2 separate regions of the Homo sapiens genome follow, and region 1 is linked to region 2. A link is a contact called in ENCODE POLR2A ChIA-PET data. All regions are on one chromosome and are shown on one strand. Each heading gives the region's core, a stretch centred on a gene start or an enhancer-like site at or near the end of the contact. The rest is flanking DNA. Distances are from core to core; before and after follow the strand shown. Region 1 has its middle 5.3 kb from the start of CXCR5. Region 2 holds the start of LSP1 (lymphocyte specific protein 1).

The links. ChIA-PET counts read pairs that join two places held with the same protein, here RNA polymerase II (POLR2A).
Region 1: POLR2A ChIA-PET joins it to region 2 with 10 read pairs in T-cell. The contact joins the enhancer-like site here to the promoter of LSP1 in region 2. POLR2A ChIA-PET finds 5 or more read pairs at or near these places in 2 of 52 experiments (OCI-LY7 and T-cell).

The regions. Positions count from the first base shown.
Region 1 is chr11:118,875,171-118,882,059 of GRCh38, reverse strand. No RefSeq gene overlaps it. Among named protein-coding and RNA genes, the nearest start is that of CXCR5, 5.3 kb to the left of the region's middle. Within about 2 kb of position 4,464, at least 12 of the 41 ENCODE cell types and tissues checked have a DNase peak (open chromatin) inside an H3K27ac peak, as active enhancers do; they include OCI-LY7, where a contact is called at or near this core.
Region 2 is chr11:1,851,834-1,858,909 of GRCh38, reverse strand. It overlaps LSP1 (lymphocyte specific protein 1), which reads right to left and starts at 5,826. Exons shown (of 11, transcript NM_002339.3): 1 at 5,713-5,826. The coding sequence starts at 5,765. RefSeq lists enhancers at 3,455-3,884, 5,735-6,054, 7,046-7,076.

The DNA.
Region 1 (6,889 bases), core at 3,215-5,714, about 120 Mb before region 2:
TCTCCATGTTGGTCAGTCTGGTCTTGAATTCCTGACCTAAGGTGATCCGCCTGCCTCAGCCTCCCAAAGTGCTAGGATTACAGATGTGAACCACCGTGCCCGGCCAACAGATGCATCATTCTTAGGATTAAACAGCCTGAGGAGTTTCCAGCCTCTGTTGGTGGTATTGGGGTCGTTTCCTCGCTCTTCTCCATTCACTGCCTTTAGAAGCTGCTTTCAAAGAAGACGGCTTTCAGGACAAGGCATCACACTTCTTCTCCAGCACGTACAGTCCTGAAACCTCCAGGAGGAAGCTGCCCCAAGGTTTCCTGTGTCCCAAGCTTGCTGGGAACTCCTCATCCTTCCATTCACCCTATTCTCAATATCCCTGCCCCTCCAATCCCTTAGCATACTTGACTTAGCCTTGGCCACCCTGGCTAGGGACATTGATCAGGAAGGAGTACAGCGTATAGAATCATAGAGGAATTGAAAGGAACTTTGGAATATAAACCAGACTATCCTCAACCACACCCCCACCCCCAGCAAATGCAAGATTCTCGTCACTGCATCCTTATCAGATGATCACCCAGAATCAATGAATACGAACATCAATGAAGGTGAGACATTTGCTCCTTTCAATAGATCATGTTTCAGTGGAGGATGGTTTCATGATTAGAAACTTATTCCTTATGATGAGTCAAAATATGTCTTCCTGTAACTCCTCTCCAGAGGTCCTGGCTGTGCCTTCTGTCTGGACTGTCTGACTCCTCTTCCAATAAGCATCCTCTGAAGACAGCCAGCACATCCTGAGAGTCTTGTTGTCTCCCAAACACACTTCCACAGTGTCTTCAGTCGTTATTTGCAGACTTGGTTTCTGGGTCCTTTGACGCCCTGTTTTTTGACCTCTGGGTGATTTCTGGTTAATGGTCTAGATATTATCTGACTAGGAAAAAATATAGGACGATATGCATTTCCTTGTTCAAGACTCTATACTTGGCAGGGCGTGGTTGCTCATGCCTGTAATCCCAGCACTTTGGGAGGTCAAGATGGGAGAATCCTTTGAGCCCAGGAATTTGAGACTAGCCTGGGCAACATGGTGAAACCTCGTCTCTACAAAAAATTCAAAAATTAGCTGGGCATGGTGGCACACACCTGTAGTCCCAGCTACTCAGGAGGCTGAGATAGGCGGATCGCTTGAGCCCAGGAGGTTGAGGCTGCAATGAGCCATGATCACACCACTGCCCTCTAGCCTTGGTGACACTCAAAAAAAAAAAAAAAAAAGATTCCATACTTCTATAACTATGTAACTACAATACAATTGGACTTTCCTGCAGGGTCCTACTCCTCTTAATAACATGCCTAAAGGATTTCATTTTGAAGGTTCTGGGCCATTGTTGCAACCTATAAAGGGAAATTTTTCTGATCCCAATTCTGTCATCTGGTGATGTGATAACAACATAGATTAGTCATCCTTGGGTCTATCCAAGTCCTGATGGCAAATATTGACAGGATGAAGCCAAAACCAGAACCCTGCTTCATGCCATTAGAGACTTACTATACCCAAAGGTCAGGAAAGACTTCATGGAAGTCTTGGCCACTGGAGGCTTGGAGAGAGTGAAGGCTTGGTGTGCCTGGAGAGGGGGACAGGGTGGACAGTGTGGGACATGATGAGAACTGCTTGGAAAAAATGTGTAGAAAGAATTATCTGGCCGGGCGCAGTGGCTCACGCCTGTAATCCCAGCACTTTGGGAGGCTGAGGTGGGTGGATCACGAGGTCAGGAGTTCAAGACCATCCTGGCTAACATGGTGAAACCCCGTCTCTACTAAATATACAAAAAATTAGCCAGGCGTGGTGGTGGGTGCCTGTAGTCCCAGCTACTTGGGAGGTTGAGGCAGGAGAATGGCGTGAACCCGGGAGGCGGAGCTTGCAGTGAGCAGAGATTGCGCCACCACACTCCAGTGCGGGCGACAGAACTACCCGGGCATGGCCGGGTGCAGTGGCTCACACCTGTAATCCCGGCACTTTGGGAGGCTGAGGTGGGCAGATCACGAGGTCAAGGGATTGAGACCATCCTGGCCAACATGGTGAAACGCCGTCTCTACTAAAAATACAAAAATTAGCTGGGTGTGGTGGTGGGCACCTGTAGTCCCAGCTACTCAGGAGGCTGAGGCAGAAGAATCACTTGAACCTGGGAGGCGGAGGTTGTAGTGAGCCGAGATGGCACCACTGCACTCCAGCCTGGTGACAGAGTAAGACTCCGTCTCAAAAAAAAAAAAAAAAAAAGAATTACCTTGTGCCTGGCACATCATGGGCCTTCTGTGTATGGTGGTGTGGCTATGGCAATAATGATGATGAGATAGGGCAGGGGGAGGAGCAAGGAAGTGGTTGGAGCATGTACTGGACAAGGTAGGAGCTGCTCTTATGGCCTTCTCCTCTCCTACTCTTTCCACAGTTCTCTATATTTTCCACATGTGCTGTAGGCCTAGAAAAAGAGTTTTGGGGGAGGCTTAAGACTGCTTCCCAGGTGCTATAGCAGCAGGCTCTGGCCAGTAGTTTCAGCTATGATGGTTTGGGCAGCAGAGAGGTAGCCTACCAGCTTCTCTATGGCTGACTCAGGCGTCACACATTAGACACATCTGTGACTGTCACCTGAAGTCTTTGACTTTTTGGGCCTATTCAGAGATCCCATTCTTCTCTCCAGATGGTGAACACACTACAGCTTCCCAGGGTCTACTTGTGTTAGCCTCTGACCTTTGATAGTCAACTCAGTTTGCCCCCAGTGGTAAATACCTTCTGACCTTGAGGCTTTTTCTTTTTCTTTTTTTTTTTTTTTGAGACAGGATCTCATTTCATCACCCAGGCTGGAGGGCAGTGGTACGATCATGGCTCACTGCAGCCTTGACCTCCTGAGCTCAAGCCATCTTCCTGCCTCAGCCTCCCGAGTTGCTGGGACTACAGGCACATGCCACCTCACCTGGCTAATTTTATGTTTTTTGTCAAGACAGAGTTTCACCATGTTGCCCAGGCTGGCCTTGAACTCCTAGGCTCAACCGATCCGCCTGCCTCAGACTCCCAAAGTGCTGGGATTACAGGCATGAGCCACCATGCCCAGCAACCGTGAGTTCTAATATTGTTTTGAGAAGGCTCAGAGAGTTACTGCCTCTACTAGAAACCATGATCTTACAATCTTCACACACATAAAGTCAGACTAGCTCCCTAGGATAGAGAGGGCAACGCTTAAGCTGCGATCCTTTGCCTTTGAAGAGGAGATGTCAGAGGTTCCATCTGTGTGTGACAATCGGATGGCAGAGGACCCTTCCAGGTCAGGCAGCTCAGGTTTTATTTCAGTGTGCAACTTGTTTATATTTCACCTATGCAGGATCCCAATCCCCACCCCATAGGCAGTCTAATTGAGGCTAAATTGTTTTCTAGCCTTCTCGTCAAAATGACCACTGGAGGCTGAACATGGTAGCTCGCCTCTGTAATCCCAGCATTTTGGGAGGTCAAGGGGGGAGGATCACTTGAGCCCAGGAGTTCGAGACCAGCCTGGGCAACATAGGATACCCCATCTCTACAAAAAATAAAAATATTAGCTGGTGGTGCACACTAGTGCTTCCAGCTACTCAGGAGGTTGAGGTGAGAGGATTGCTTGGGCCCAGGAGGTCGAGGTTGTAGTGAGCTGAGATTGCACCACTGCACTCCAGGCTGGATGACAAAGCAAGATCCTATCTCAGAAAAAAAAAAAAAAAAAAAAAGACAGAAAGACTACTGATACTTCCGCCAAGACTGGGTTTGTGTCTGGTTTAGGCAAGGGTGGCCGCTTACATCAGCTCAGGTGTATTTTTCTCAGTAATTATACTTTACAGTCCATGGATTACATTAAATTTCTATTTGTTCCAGAGATTAGATACAATCACTTGTCTTGGAGTTCATTTTCTATATTCCACAGAAAAAGTAAGCTGTTCCACACAGTTTTGGGGTGCTGCTACAGGGAACGGGCTGGGGTTTCCCCTTCTATTAACCTAGGACTCTCTCCCTCTCTGACATGGCCAGAGACTTTGTTCTCTTCTTTCTCTGGGTCTTTCCCAACAGCTGAGAACAGAGCTCCCAGGTCCCTACCTCATCAGCCTCAGGAAGAGTAGGGTATACCTCTCAGCACTGAAGGAAACTCGCCATAGACTTGCATAGCAGTCACCGGTCTACACAGTCCCATGAAAGTTTAAATTTAATGTTACTTAATCTTTATATTTCACTTAATCTTCACATTTAATTATATGTAGTCCTTGAAGCGGCTTGTGCCGGAGGGATTGGCATCACTCCTGGCCGTATTTTGTGAGGACAAGGAAACAGAGTCTCATTTTCTTGCTCGTGATTGCAGGGAGGGTTCGTTGCAGAGTCAGAGCCTGAAGTCAGCCCTGTAGGCACCAAATCCAGGGCTCCCTCCACAAGACCACACGGCCCGTCTCTCAGAGGCGCCATTTTGCAAAGGACAGGCACTTACCTGGCTGGCTAAGGGGAAAACTATGGCTAAATCCTGCACAGGCTCCTCATCAGGTACTTTCTATGTGCCATGAACTATGATAGGTTTTTCACACATCATTTCTTTTCATTCCCTGAACAGTCTTTGAGTGTTGGGTTTTTTGTTTTGTTTTGTTTTTGAGACGGAGTCTCGCTCTGTCGCCAGGCTGGAATGTGGTGGCACCATCTCGGCTCACTGCAACCTCCGACTCCCTGGTTCAAGCAATTCTCCTGCCTCAGCCTCCCGAGTAGCTGGGATTATAGGCACGTGCCGCCACGCCCAGCTAATTTTTTGTATTTTTAGTAGAGACGGGGTTTCACCATGTTGGCCAGGATGGTCTCGATCTCCTGACCTCAGGTGATCCACCTGCCTTGGTCTCCCAAAGTGCTGGGATCACAGGCATGAGCCACCGCGTCCGGCAAAGTGTTGGGTATTTTTATTACCACACTGCAGATGTGGAAACCAAGCTTCAGACAGTAATGGGAAGTAGCATGAATGTTCACAGCTCACTCAGACAGCAGGGACCCAACACCCCATTACAAGTCAACACAGGAAGTGGGGTGGTAAAGGCTGTCATTGCCGGCAGCCTGCACCCACGCACAGCTCCCCTCTCGTTAGGAAACAGGTAGAGTCCTGCAGGGAGGAAATGGGCTGCAGGTGCTGGGTAGGCACATCAAGGTTACCACAAGGTCATGGGGGCCACAAATGAGCTTGGGAACGTCGGCCTGGGGCAGGTTGTGTGGCCAGGGTTAGAGTGAGTCTGGTGCTTGGATCAGGTGTTTGTATACTGAGTACTGCGGCAGCCAGAGGCGAGATTCTGATGGAGGAGCACCTTGTCTAACAGAGAAGGCAAAACAGACACATCATGCAAGTTGGCATGCTCATATTCACATGCAACTGGGCACATTTTCAAAGAATATGCAAAACTCTACCGTGTTGCTAAGGTAGTGTGGGTGGAGTCAGCAGTGTGGAAGGCACAGGGAATGGGGGAAACGTGCAGCATTCCTTCGCACCTAAGTGCTGTGGGCGCATGCGCTGGGTAGGCTGTAAGGCTGAGTGGGTGACAGAAGAAACGCTGCACTGGAGGCCCAGCATGTCTGCTTCCCAGCAAGGCCGCTCTGAGACCAGACCCTGCCTGCTTGCGCAAAGACACGCCAAACACAGAATGCCAAACAGGCATCCCCAGGGGAGTGCTCCTCACACTTTATGCCTCAGAGTCACCAGGAGGGCTTGTTACCTCCAGGTTGCCAGGCCCCACCACGAGAGTGTCTGATTCGGGAGGTCTGGGGTGGGACCTGATAATGTGCATTTCTAAGAGTGTCCAGGTGACGCTATGCTGCTGGCCTGAGAACTACACTCCTAGAACCACCGCTCTAGGCCACGTAGGACTGGTACACAGCCATATACCAATTGGTAAACTCGTCCCCACACAGCTTGTTTTCCAACCTGGAGCTCCCAACCACCCAGCAGGGCCTTCAGTCCCTCCACACAAAGGGTGCCATAGTTGACGTCTCTCCAGAGCAACACAGCACCTCATACAACCAACACACAATCAACAACAATGACACAGCACCTCATACAACCAGCACACAACCCACAGCAACAACACAGCACCTCATACAACCAGCACACAACCCAAAACAACGACACAGCACCTCATACAACCAGCACACAACCCACAACAGGAAGAACACAGCACCTCATACAACCAGCACACAACCCACAGCAACGACACAGCACCTCATACAACCGGCACACAACCTACAACAACAACACAGCACCTCATACAACCAGCACACAACACACAACAGGAAGAACACAGCACCTCATACAACCGGCACACAACCCACAACAACACAGCACTTCATACAACCAGCACACAACACACAACAGGAAGAACACAGCACCTCATACAACCAGCACACAACCCACAACAACACAGCACTTCATACAACCAGCACACAACAGTTGGTTTTCCCAGAACACCGGCCTCCCTGGGCCCCACCCTGGCACCGTTGAGATTTCTGTGGTGCCTCCCGGGCTCTGACAGGTTGCACCTCTATCTCTCTGGTCGGTCTCAGCTCTACTCTAATAAGTAATGCATGAGCTCTACTAGTTAGCTTTCAGCATGTCATGTAATCCTGTCACTTTGATCATGACCCATAGGAAGAAATATATTTTATATCACAAGCTAGTTGGACATGTGTGATGAACATATACACACAAATACACAGTAAGTTTTGTAAACACTGCTTAGTATGGGTAGCATACTCATATTTTCTACTCTTCCTCCTTCCCTCCTTTCCTCCTTCCTTTCGTTCCCTCTTTCTTTCTCTCACTCTTTCTTTCTTCCCTTTTTTGTAGAGATGGGGTCTCTCTATGTCACCCAG
Region 2 (7,076 bases), core at 4,577-7,076:
CCTGCCACCCCTGCTCAGCATCTCCCTCCTCCCTTGTCTGCCTGTGTCTGGCACTGGTGGGGCCGTGCTGGGTGGGACACGGCTAGGAGGCCTGGCTTTCTCAATCCCCTAATCTCCTATCAACCCCACCCCCATGCAGCCCCTCCAACCTCTTTTCAGGTCCCTAGATGTTGGGGAGGGGATGGGGGCTGGGCCGGCTGTAGAGAGTCTAACCCTGGGGAAGGGGCCCTGCTGGGCTGCCCCCTGGCCGAGCCTCTCCAGCCCGCTCGCTTCCCTCTCTTCTAAGTATCAATACAGCCTCGTCCACAGCCAGGGCCTGGTTCTGTCTGCCTCAGCGCATGTGGAAAGCCCTCTTCGATTGCCTTATGGTCCTGGGCTGCCATCTCCCAGAAGGTCTTTAGTGGCCCCCAAAAAGATGCTGAGGGCTGGGATTTGGGCGGGGCTGGGCTGGAGGGAAGTGGAGGACCTTGCTGGTCCTGCAGCGCCCGGTCCCAGTTCCGCTTTTCGGGACGGTCCCTTTAAGTGCTTGCTGAGCTTGGGCCATGAGCAGTGCTCTGGTGCTCTTGGGAGCCTTTGAGTCCAGAGTGGCTGGTGTGTGGTGTGGGGTCAGAGAGACCCCGGGAAGGGCAGCCCAGCCCAGCTCCCTCCTGGTGCCCGCAGGTCTTGTGGGCCCTCAGCACCCGAACCCCACAGGGGCAAGGACTCAGGCCCCTCCCCAGGCAGGGAGCAGCCCTTGGACAATGCACTTGGCCCCTGTGAGCCTCGGTTTCCGTCTGTGAAATGGGAGGCTCCAGGGACCTGCCTCACAGCTCCGGGGGATGAAACAAGAGCCTTGGTTTAAAAAGCTTGGCAAAGGCAGGGCGCGGTGGTTCATGCTTGTAATCCCAGGACTTTGGGAGGCTGGGGCGGGTGGATCACCTGAGGTCAGGAGTTCAAGACCAGCCTGGCCAACATGGTGAAAGCCTCTTCTCTACTAAAAATACAAAAATTAGCCGGGGGCAGTGGCAGGTGCCTGTAATCCCAGCTACTCAGGAGGCTGAGGTGGGAGAATCTCTTGAACCTGGAGGGCGGAGGTTCCAGTGAGCCGAGATTGTGTCACTGCACTACAGTCTGGGCAACAGAGCGAGACTCTGTCTCAAATAAATAAATAAATAGCTTGGCAAAGACTGGCATGGAGTGAACGCTTGGTCTGAGTGGCTACATTCTGAGTGTGCAGATGGGGAAACTGAGGCTTCAGAGGGGTGCGGCTTACTCATCCAGAAAGCACTCCGAGGGCCTATAGCAGCCGAAGCAAGGCCAGCCCTGGGGCCTTGCAGCCCATCCCCCTCCCGCCGCCCCAGCAGTGGGATCTCAGGGGCTGGGACTGCAAGGCAGAGCTCACGCCCCCACCCCTCACCAGGCTGAGGACTCAGAGCGGGAGACCACTGGGCCCTTTCCACTGCCAACACCCTCCTCTTCTCTAGGGCTCACCCATCCCTCTGGCACGTTCTCAGGGAACTGAGGTGGAGACAGGCTGGCCCGTAGGGTAGCGGAGCAGAGGCCCACCATCCTGCCACCCCAGGGTGTCACCGGCCAGGGCCTGTCCCAGCTGGACCCCAGACCCTCCTGGCACTGCCCTTGTGTGGCTCCAGGATTGTTTTAGGAGACACGAGGGAACCAGGAAGGGGGCGCAGGAAGAAAGGATTCTGGCTTCCAGAATCAGCGGGGGTGGGGCCTGTGATGCTCCCACTTGTGCGACCAGCCCAGCTGGGTGTCGGTGGACAGCAGCGCCTGCCAGCCCACGAGGAAGAAGACATCCTTCTGCTTCCCTGGGAAACTTCCAGATGCCTCAGACCCCTTACCCAGGGCAGGAGGAAGGGGACCTCCCCAGGGATCCTGGGTCCAGACATCAGGTCTTGACCACAGGAAGGTGTAGGGAGGGAGCCCCAGGGCTTAGCCCTCAATCCTAACCTCCCTCAGCAGCCCCTGTGGGGCTAGGGCTGGGGCTGAGGTGGCTTCCCCAACTGTCCCCAGCTCTGCCCTCTTTCCTGAGCAGTCGTGGGCACCGCTGGGGGCTCTCAGGGCCACCTGCCCCAGCGTGGAGCATTGCACATCCTCCAGGTGGTGCCTGGCCTTGGCTCGGAGGGCAGGTGGGCGGGAGGGCTGCCCAAGGGCCTGGCTGCCTGGGGGGTTCCATCCCATGGGCTCCTGCTGCTCAGATGAAGACTTCCAGGGGGCTGCCGGGGGCCTCCAGCCCCTTCCTCCTTCAGAATCTGGAGCTCTGAGGGTCTCCAGGGACAGATGGCCAGAAGGAACCCTGCCAGAGCAGCCCCTCAGGTCATCCCTGCCCTTCCCAACTCAGCTCAGCACACAGAGAAGCGAGGGAGGCTCCGATGGGCCAGGCGGGGCTCCAGGACTGGCCCTGTCCATGGCAGGTGCTGCCAGAGCCCTGGGCAGCGGCCTCCCACCGCGGGCTGGGCAGGCCTTTGAAGGTCTGCAGAGGAGCAGGGCGGTTGGGTGATGCTAGGAGGGGCATGTGCCAGGGCTCTGACACCTTCCAAAACTGGGAAGAGCTGGGAAAGCTGGTGGGATGGGAAGTGAGTTCAACCAGGCCAGGAGGGCCTGGCATGGCCACCCAGGGGCATGGAGTTTGCCTGTAGCTGGTGAATGGTTCTTTCCGTGGGAGACACGGCCTGGTCGCTCATGGGGAACAGACTGGGGGTAGGGTCATCCTGATGGGGGCCTGGGCTACACAGGGGCAGACTGAGAGGGCAGCCAGGGTGTCTGTGGGACAGGGTGGCGGCAGGCAGACTTGCCTTCTAGGTGTGGACATGGGGTGGGCACGCCTGGGCGGGTGGGCACCCCCGGGCAGCTGGGCCAAGGACAGGCACTGCAGCCAAAAATGCAGTGTGACCCCAGGGAGGGTACACCCCTGCAGAGCTGGGCTCCAACATCTGGATATGTCGAACCCAAGGTCTGAGAGGGCAACCTGACCCTCCCCAGCTGTGGACCAGGACGCCCCGTCCTCATCGCCTCAAGGCCTCCAAGGCCAGATAGTTCCTCAGTGTGGGGAGAGCCTTGCTCTTGGGGGCTATAGAGGGCAGGCATCCCCCAGCGTCACCAGAGAGTCCCCCCAGAGCCACAAGGCAGCTCTGTGAAATCCTCGTCCCTGCCCCCAAGGGACAAGGACAAGCTAGTGACTGTCTGCTGGACAGCGGGGCGAGACAGGAGTGCCCCCGAGTGGAGGAACCGCAGTCCAGCCTGGCTGGTAGCCGAAGCGGAGCCTGGACCCCGCCCAGGGTCAGGGGACCTTCTTTGGCCTGAGGCCTCGTGGGAGAGGACAGTCCTGTCCTGGGGGCATCTGAGAGACCACATCATGGAGGGGTGGTTCTGAGGAATCTGGCCCCGTCCCGGGCAGTCTGAGGGGAGGGGCCACATCATGCGACAGTCTGAGGGGCTGGACCCACTTGTCCAGCTGGAGGGGCTTGGCCTGCCCTGGACCTAGTGTTGAGGGCATGTCCTGAGACCGTCACAGGCTGGCGTACCTGGCACTCTGTGACATGCACGGGGGGCTGTCTTGTCCACTGCTCCAGCCCCAGCTGAGCCTGCCCAGCCTGGGCCTTCCTGGGGACTCCCGTGTGGGGGCTTCCCAGGCCATACATCCCTGCCTGGGTGCAGGGGACTTCTGTCCCATCCTAGACAGGAAACTCCCCGGTTCCCTTAGTCACCTTGTGAAATGAGAAGCCTACCCCACTGGGGCTCTCAGTTTCATTCTGAAAGGTCAGGCTTGGCTGCGCACCCCATGCAATTCGCGGGGGCAGGGGATGTCCAAGGAGGGGGTCCAGGCTTTGCAGAGCCCAGGAGAACCGCCGCTCTCCAGCTGGAGCGCCTGACAGCCCCGGCACAGGTGCAGCCCTGGCCTCCCAGGATCTGCACCAAGATGCCCCAGGATCATCTGTGCCTTGGCCATGCCCGCTCCAACCCCCCCTCCCCGCTCCTGGCCCGGGGGATCCAGGGCATTTGAGACAGCTGGGAGGGGGTGGCCAAGGATGAGGCCAAGGAGGAAGGCGGGGGTGCCCCAGCCCAGAGGCTCATGTCCTGCCCTTCTATGGGCATGAGGTGACCAGGAGCAGCACCTAGTCCAGGGCTGGGGGTGGTGCTGACAGGAGGGCCCGTTTTGCAGCTGGGACACAGCTGTTGTGCACCCAGAAGCCTGTCTCCCTGCACACGGCCTGGGCAGGGCATCCTCCCACCTCTCCCTGGGGACAGGCACGGACGTCCCGACCCAGCCCTCAGCCAGCCCCGGCCTCTGCTTAGCCTCCACTCCACTCACGGCACTCGGGGTCCCTTCAGTGGCCCCCCGCACCTGTACCCAAGTGGGATTTGGCAGCAAGAAGTCAGAGATGCAGACCCCTCACACATACCAGACCCACAGCAATGTGACGGCCACCAAGGACACAGACACAGGACAGTGACTGCAGCCACCAACAGCACAGGAGCTTTGTGTGAAGGCCGGGAGGTGGTCCCTGCACCGCCCCGGGTCGGGTAGACCGGGACCCTCTGCTGTCAGCACCAAGGCAGAGACTGGTAGCAGCCCTGGCTGCAGTTTTGGGGTATGTGAGCGTCACCCTGGGCCTCCTCTCAGGTCCGTCCTGTGTGGCTGCGGGCATCACACTCTTTCTGCAACCTGGGCCCCAGCGCCTTCCCTTCCGCACACCAGGCCACAGCCCCCGCTGACCTGCTCCTAGGCCGGCCTCTATCCCCAGCACCGGATCCCCATCCCCTGACCATTAGCACGTCGCCCCTCTGCCCCTCAAAGCCCTACCTGTCCCTGCACCGCACGCCCTGAGCCCTCCCATCTCTTCTGGGACCTGCACCGGGGGCAACTCGGGTTCCCCTGGCGAGGCTCAGCTGTGATGCCTGGATGCCTGCTGGCCGGCAGCTCCCCTCTGCCAGGGAGCCCAGTTACTAAGCCGCTAGCCCTCTCCACCCACCCCAGCACAGGGCTGGATGCCCATTGGTACCACAGAGTACAGCTGCCCGCTAGGAGGCCTTTGGCAGCGGGGTTTTTCTGCCCAGCTCTGGCAGTCCTACACACAACCTCTGCCATGCCCCCTCATGTCCCCACTCCAACCAACACACGGTGCCTGGCACCCAGCACAGGCACCTGCCAGAATCCTTGGCCTTGTCCTTTACCGCAGGTCAAGGGCAGCTTTGGGTGCCCTGCCCTGAGGCCTGCTGGGCCCCAAGCCTGGCGGCCTCCAGACCCTCAAGGCAGGATAGCCCCTCTCAGATAGTCCTGTGGGCAGGTGGCCAGGCCCGGGCCAGTTCCACCCATCCCAGAACAGCTGCTCCCCAGCCCCCACCTTGCCTCTTCCCAAGCTAACAGGGCCCACAGTCCCCAGCTCCTCCCTGGCAGTCCAGGACACGTCTTGGGGTCTCCTCGCTTCAGGCATCCACCATGGGCTTAGGATCCCACGCGCCTCCCCCAGTGAGTCCAGGGCACAGAGGCAGGCGGAAGAGACCTCCACCCTTGTTGTGAGAGGGGGGTCCCAGCAAGACTTCCTGCCACCTGTCTGTGGGTCCCCAGTTTCCCCATCGGACATCCAAGTTCTCCCATTGGGGGCCCCAGATTCCCCATCAGGCACCTCAGTTCTCCACCCTCCATGCAGCTCAAGGACTATGCACCCGTGGACACGGCACAGGGCGCCGGGCGTCGCCGCAGACCCTTACCCCAGCAACTCTTCCCGCTCCTCGGCACCCGGGTCACTCGAAGCCTCCGCCATCAGCCTGTAGTCTGGGCCCCACAGGGTGCTGGCAGATCCCTGGAGTGGGTGTACGTGCTGTGGCTTTCAGTGCTTTCTGGGGCGGCTTCTGAGCCCCCACCCCCAGCCGAGTTTCACTTCCCCCTTCCGGCTGCAGGTTGAGGTTTGGAACCTGTCTCGGCTTGGGTCAGGGTGTTGTTTTTTAATCTGTTGCTACAAGAGGAGAGGAAGAAAAAAAAAAAAACCCAAACCACCCCTCAGGAAGCGTTAAGCAAGTTACAGGGGCCTGGGGTGACAGAGACGGGGTGCGAGGGCCAAGATGGCCGCAGGCAGCTCTTCATGGCTCGGGGAGGGGGACCCATGTTACCCCTGGTCCCCGCTAGTAGCTCTGGCCATCAGGTCCACCTGTGAGTGGCCAGTTCTCCTGCAGCATCAGGGACAAACACGTCTGTGATCCCATAAGCACCACGTGAGCGTTTTAGCTTCTTTGGGTGAAATCTACCCAGAGGCCGGCTCTCCTACAGGTGCTCATGGAACTTGGTGGAGTCTTTTCTCGAAGCCTGGGGTCATAGCCTTGAGCACATCAAACAGCTGTGGGTCCCAGGTGGCTTTGGGGGCTGTGCCCGGGATGCCCCTGCGTTCTACCCGTCGGGTGCCTTGTTCTGTCTTGGACTGCCTTGCTGATGCCGAGCTGTCGGGCATCCGCCTCGTCCCCCCGCTGCCCCTTGCTCTCCGTGCTCTGGTCGCTGGAGTTGACCACCGAGTGGTTCGTGTCCCCAGGCTCTAAAGGCAGTGCCTCAGGGACCCTCCCAAGAGGCATAGGCCAGCCCGAGGGGAGGGATGGAGGCTGTTTCCAGCCCTCACTGTCCCCAGCTTCTGGGAGTGACCACGCAGTGGCTCCAGGGTCAGGAGGAGGGATGCATGACTGCAGGAGCCAGACCCCAAAAGCTGAGGCAGGGGAGGACTTAAGCTGGGCCAGAGTAGGGCAGCCACAGAGGTGGCGAAGGCTTCCCTGCTGGAAACCTCAGCGCAGGAGAATGGGAGAAGGGAGCCCTGGCCAGCGGCTGGGCCTGAGAAATCCAACCAGCAAGGACTTACAGGGGGTCCCAAGGCAAAGAGGGGCTGGAGAGAGGCCAGGGGTTGGGAGGGCCCTGGGCCCAGAGTGTTGACCCATCAGGGTGGGGCCGAACCGGAGGCCGCCTCCTTGGGACTCAGCGAGCCCCCCACCCACCAAACACACCACAAAGACCAGCAGAGGCTTTCAGAGCCCCACGAGTGGAGGCACCAGAGGGATCCGTGGCCCAGACGATGGGCAGGGCTAAAACCAGATCA